Regions from separate parts of the Homo sapiens genome. Here region 1 is linked to region 2. Evidence: read pairs that join two places in POLR2A ChIA-PET (ENCODE). Cell type or tissue: Panc1. All regions are shown on one strand.

What was found. ChIA-PET counts read pairs that join two places held together with the same protein. Peaks named below come from ENCODE experiments on the same cell type or tissue, not always from the same donor. Only the 100,000 strongest peaks of a DNase experiment are listed, where the experiment ranks them.
Region 1: POLR2A ChIA-PET joins it to region 2 with 11 read pairs; 2 of 35 experiments call an interaction of 5 or more read pairs at or near these places.

What each region holds. Positions count from the first base shown.
Region 1 is chr19:47,865,980-47,868,479 of GRCh38, reverse strand. All of the region lies in intron 1 of LINC01595 (long intergenic non-protein coding RNA 1595), which reads left to right. Among named protein-coding and RNA genes, the nearest start is that of LINC01595, 2.1 kb to the left of the region's middle. In Panc1, no CTCF peak of the experiment used is centred here; no DNase peak of the experiment used is centred here.
Region 2 is chr19:46,883,839-46,886,338 of GRCh38, reverse strand. All of the region lies in intron 1 of ARHGAP35 (Rho GTPase activating protein 35), which reads right to left. Among named protein-coding and RNA genes, the nearest start is that of ARHGAP35, 24 kb to the right of the region's middle. In Panc1, no CTCF peak of the experiment used is centred here; no DNase peak of the experiment used is centred here; H3K27ac peaks cover 185 bases.

The sequences.
Region 1 (2,500 bases), 980 kb before region 2:
TGTCATCCAGTCTGGAGTGCAGTGCTACCACCACAGCTCACTGCAGCTTCCACCTCCCAGGCTCAAGTGATCCTCCCTCCTGCCTCAGCCTTCCAAGTAGCTGAGACCACAGGTAGTGCCACCACACCTGGCCAAATTTTTAATTTTTTGTAGAGACGGGGTCTTACTATGTTGCCCAGGCCAGTCTCGAACTTCTGGGTTCAGTCCATCCTTCCACCTCGGCTTCCCGAGATTAGAAAGCGTGAGCCACCTCCTTACCTGGCCTTGAAAACCCTTTTTTTTTTTTAAGACAGAATTTCTGTCACCCAGGCTGGAGTGAAGTGGCACAATCTCGGCTCACTGCAACCTCCACCTCCCGGGTTCACGCCATTCTCCTCCTTCAGCCTCCCAAGTAGCTGGGACTACAGGCGCCCGCCACCATGCCTGGCTAATTTTTTGCATTTTTAGTAGAGACGGGGTTTCACCGTGTTAGCCAGGATGGTCTTGATCTCCCGACCTCGTAATCCACCCACCTAGGCCTCCCAAAGTGCTGGGATTGCAGGCGTGAACCACCATGCCCAGCTGAAAACCCTTTTTAACTAATGAATTTACTGGTGGCTACTATATTTATTTGGTATAAAAATAATGACCATTCGCAGGCTGGGCACAGTGGCTCATGCCTGTAATCCCAGCACTTTGGGAGCCGAGGCAGGCAGATAACCTGAGGTCGGGAGTTGGAGACCAGCCTGACCAACATGGAGAAACCCCGTCTCTACTGAAAATACAAAAATTAGCTGGGCATGGTGGCTCATGCCTGTAATCTCAGCTACTCGAGAGGCGGAGGCAGGAGAATCACTTGAACCGGGAGGTGGAGGTTGCGGTGAGCCAAGATCAAGCCACTGCACTCCAGCCTGGGCAACAACAGCAAAACTCCATCTCAAAAATAAATAAATAAATAATAAATAAAATAATGACCATTCACATCTTTCTCTTTATGGCATTTGATTTTATCTAGGTGGATTTCTGTGAAAGGGACAATCAGATAAGGCAATTTTGAGTTTTCTTTTACTAAAATAGTTTTGTTTGTTTGTTTGTTTGTTTTTGAGACAGTCTCGCTCTGTCACCCAGGCTGGAGCGCAGTGGCGCAATCTTGGCTCACTGCAGCCTCCACCTCCCCAGTTCAAGCGATTCTCATGCCTCAGCCTCCTGAGTAGCTGGGATTACAGGCACCCGCCATCATGCTCTGCTAATTTTTTTATTTTTAGTAGAGAGGGGGTTTCATCATGTTGGCCAGGCTGGTCTCAAACTCCTGAACTTAGGTGATCCACCCACCTCGGCCTCCCAAAGTGCTGGGATGCCAGGCATGAGCCACCACAGCTGGCTTTGGTGTCTTCTTAATAATGACAGTTAGGCATCAACTCCCAGGAGTCTGTCTACTCCATGGCAGGGATTTGACTGAGAACAGCAGTACTCAAGCTTTGCACACTGGAATTGCCTCAGAGCTTTAAAACATACTGGTGCCCCACCCCACCAACCTCACTATTTTTTTTTTTTTTTAAGAGATGGGGCAGGCCAGGTGCTGTGGCTCAAACCTGTAATCCCAATGCTTTAGGAAGCTAGATGGGAGGATAGCTTGAGCCCAGGAGTTCGAGACCAACCCAGGCAACATAGCAAGACCCCATCTCTACAGGAAAAAAATTAAAAATTAGCCTGGCTTGGTGGCACATGGCTGTAGGCACAGCCACTAGGGAGGCTGGGATGAGAAGACTGCTTGAGCCTAAGAGTTCAGGGTTGCAGTGAGCTATGATCACACCACTGTACACCAGCCTGGGTGACAGAGTGAGACCCCATCTCAAAAAAAGAAAAAAAGAAAAAAATCAGGCCAGGTGCGGTGGCTCACGCCTGTAATCCCACTACTTTGGGAGGCCGAGGCGGGCAAATCACCTGAGGTCAGGTGAGGTCAGGAGTTCGAGACCAGTCTGGCCAACATGGTGAAACCCTGCTCTACTAAAATTACAAAAAAAAAAAATGAGCTGGGCGTGGTGGCAGGCGCCTGTAATCCAAGCTACTCGGGAGGCTGAGGCAGGAGAATCACTTCAACCCAGGAGGTGGAGGCTGCAGTGAGCCTAGACCGTGCCATTGCACTCCAGCCTGGGCAAAAAGAGCAAAACTCCATCTCGAAAAAAAAAAAAGAAAATCAGAAACTAGATCCAGAGACCTAGGATGAAGCAGGGTGTTAAAGCAAGAGGTTCTGGCCTGGCACAGTGGCTCACACACTTTGTAATCCCAGCACTTTGAGAGGCTGAGGCAGGAGGATCACATGAGATCAGGAGTTCAAAACCAGCCTGGAAAACATGGTGAAACCCTGTCTCTACAAAATATACAAAAATGCCAGGCTTGGTGGCTTATGCCTGTAATCCCAGCACTTTGGGAGGCTGAGGCGGGTGGATCACAAGGTCAGGAGATCGTGACCATCCTGGCTAACACGGTGAAACCCCGTCTCTACTAAAAATACAAAAAA
Region 2 (2,500 bases):
AAACTAATAATAATAAAAATTTTAAATTTAGTTTCTCAGCCCCACTAGCTACATTTCAAGTAGCAACACGTGACTGGTGGTTACCATAATGAATAACACAGAAAGTTATATTAGACAAGGCTGATGTAAAAGAAGACCTGATGCTAATTCAACCTTGGAAACAGAGAGGAGGCATTTGAAATGAGCAGCATTAAGGCAAGCACTCCAGGACGGACGACGACAACATAAACCACTGGCCTCCCTGCAGCATCATGCAGTACCCAATCTCCAAGGCTCTTCCCCGAAGTCAAAAGCAAAATACTTCAAGGAGGCATTAGAGAAATGAAATGGGTGACAGGCTTTGATTGTACTTTAAGATAAGCTTAATACCCTAAAATTTAAAAATCACATTATAAAAATCTATTTATAGCTGGGTGCAGTGGCACACACTTGTAGCCCCAGCTACTCAGGAGCCTGAGGCGGGAGGATTGCTTGAGCCTGGGAATTCGAGTCCAGCCTGGGCAACATAGTGAGAACTCATCTCTAAAAAGGTAAAAATTAAAAAAATTAAGATTAAAAAAATCCAATTAGGACCTCACTAAAAATAAAAAGGTGGAGGGGAAAATGGAACTGGAATTAACTGCTAGATCATTCTGGAAATCTTTAACAAGTAAGCTAAACTAGAGATCAAGAAGACAAACCAAAGAATGTACTATGCCCATCCAAATACCTTCCCGTGAGAGAAACATTTCCCAATGATCAAGGTTAGTATATGAAATCACCGGCATTAACCCCACATTAATAAAAACAAGTAGGGCCAGAGAGAGAGGAGGGAGGTGGGCAGAAGAGAGAGCACACAAACCCAGACCAGTACTTTCTAAGTGGGGGTAATTTATTATTCTCCTTCCTCTGAATCCTTAGCTTACATCACCTAGCATGCATGGCCTGTTTCCTATTCTGAGTAATGGGTACAAGGATAGTACCTACTTCATTGGGTTGTTATGTGGATTCCTTGAGTTAATACATGTAAAGTACATAATACAGTGCCTGGCATATAGAAAAGATTAAGGAAATATTTGCTATTATTATTGCAAGAGTCACAAACTATCTCTGAGGATCTGGTCTCACTTGTCCAAAAGTAAAATGATTTCCCTAAGGGTGAGTTCACAGGGGAATGAGATGTTGTGTTGACTATAAGAAGGGGCGCTTTTCAAAAGTCCAATCCATCCTAAGCTGAAACACCTTCCAATTATGTCCTATGGATTATTATTCATAATGCCCAAAGCCATGGGGACAGCTGAAAGAACTTCCGCAAGCTTTAGGATTTAGATATAGACCCCTGGGCCAGGCACAGTGGCTCAAGCCTATAATCCCAACACGTTGGGAGGTCAAGGCAGGAAGATCACTTGAGGCCAGGGGTTTGAGACCAGCCTGGGCAACATAGCAAGATCTCATGTCTACTAAAAATTTTAAAAAGTAGCCAGGCATGGTGGGTGCGCACCTGTAGTCTCAGCTGAGGCAGGAGGATCATTTGAGCCCAGAAAGTCGAGGCTGTAGCAAGCCATGATCATGCCACTGCACTCTAGCCCTTAAACCTGTAATCTTAGTACTTTGGGAGGCCTACGCGGGGGAATTGCTTGAGCCCAGGAGTTCAAGACCAGCTGGGGCAACATGGCAAAACTCCATCTCTACAAAAAAAATACAACATGGTGGCACATGCCTGTAGTCCTAGCTATTAGGGACACTGAGATGGATCATCTGAGCCCAGGAAGTCGAGGCTGCAGTGAGCTGTGAGCATGCCACTGCGCTCCAGTCTGGACAAGAGACCCTATCTCAAAAGGGGAAAAAAAAAAAAAAAAAAAAAAAGGATATCATCATTATTTTATAGATGAGAAAACTAAGGCCCCAAAAAGTTAAACAGCTGGCCTGTGGCAGTTTTCCTCAGTTTATGTTTAAAATGAGAATTATAAGTATATACCTACATATGTCCCTATAAGGCAGCTAGTTTCCTTGGGAAGGGATATCCTTTATTCTGAAGTTAGATCCTTTTTGTTGTTGTTGTTTTTGTTGCCCAGGCTGGAGTGTAGTTGGCACAATCATTGCTTACTGTAGCCTCCAACTCCTGGGCTCAAGTAATCCTCCTGCCTTCGCTTCCAAAAGTGTTGGGATTACAGATGTGAGCCACCATGGCCAGCCTAGATCCTACTTTTTATGAAATAATGGTGGGAATAATTTTTCTTTTTTAAATTCTCTCCTTGACAAAGCTAAAAACTAGTAAACTCGTATAGGCATACTATGTTTTTTTGAGATGGAGTCTTGCTCTGTCACCCAGGTTGGAGTGCACTGGCGCAATCTCGGCTCACTGCAACCTGCGCCTCCCAGATTCAAGAGATTCTCCCGCCTCAGCCTCCCGAGTAGGTAGGATTACAGGTATGCGCCACCATGCCTGGCTAATTTTTTGTATTTTAGTAGAGATGGGGTTTCACCACATTGCCCAGGCTGGTCTCAAACTCCTGAGCTC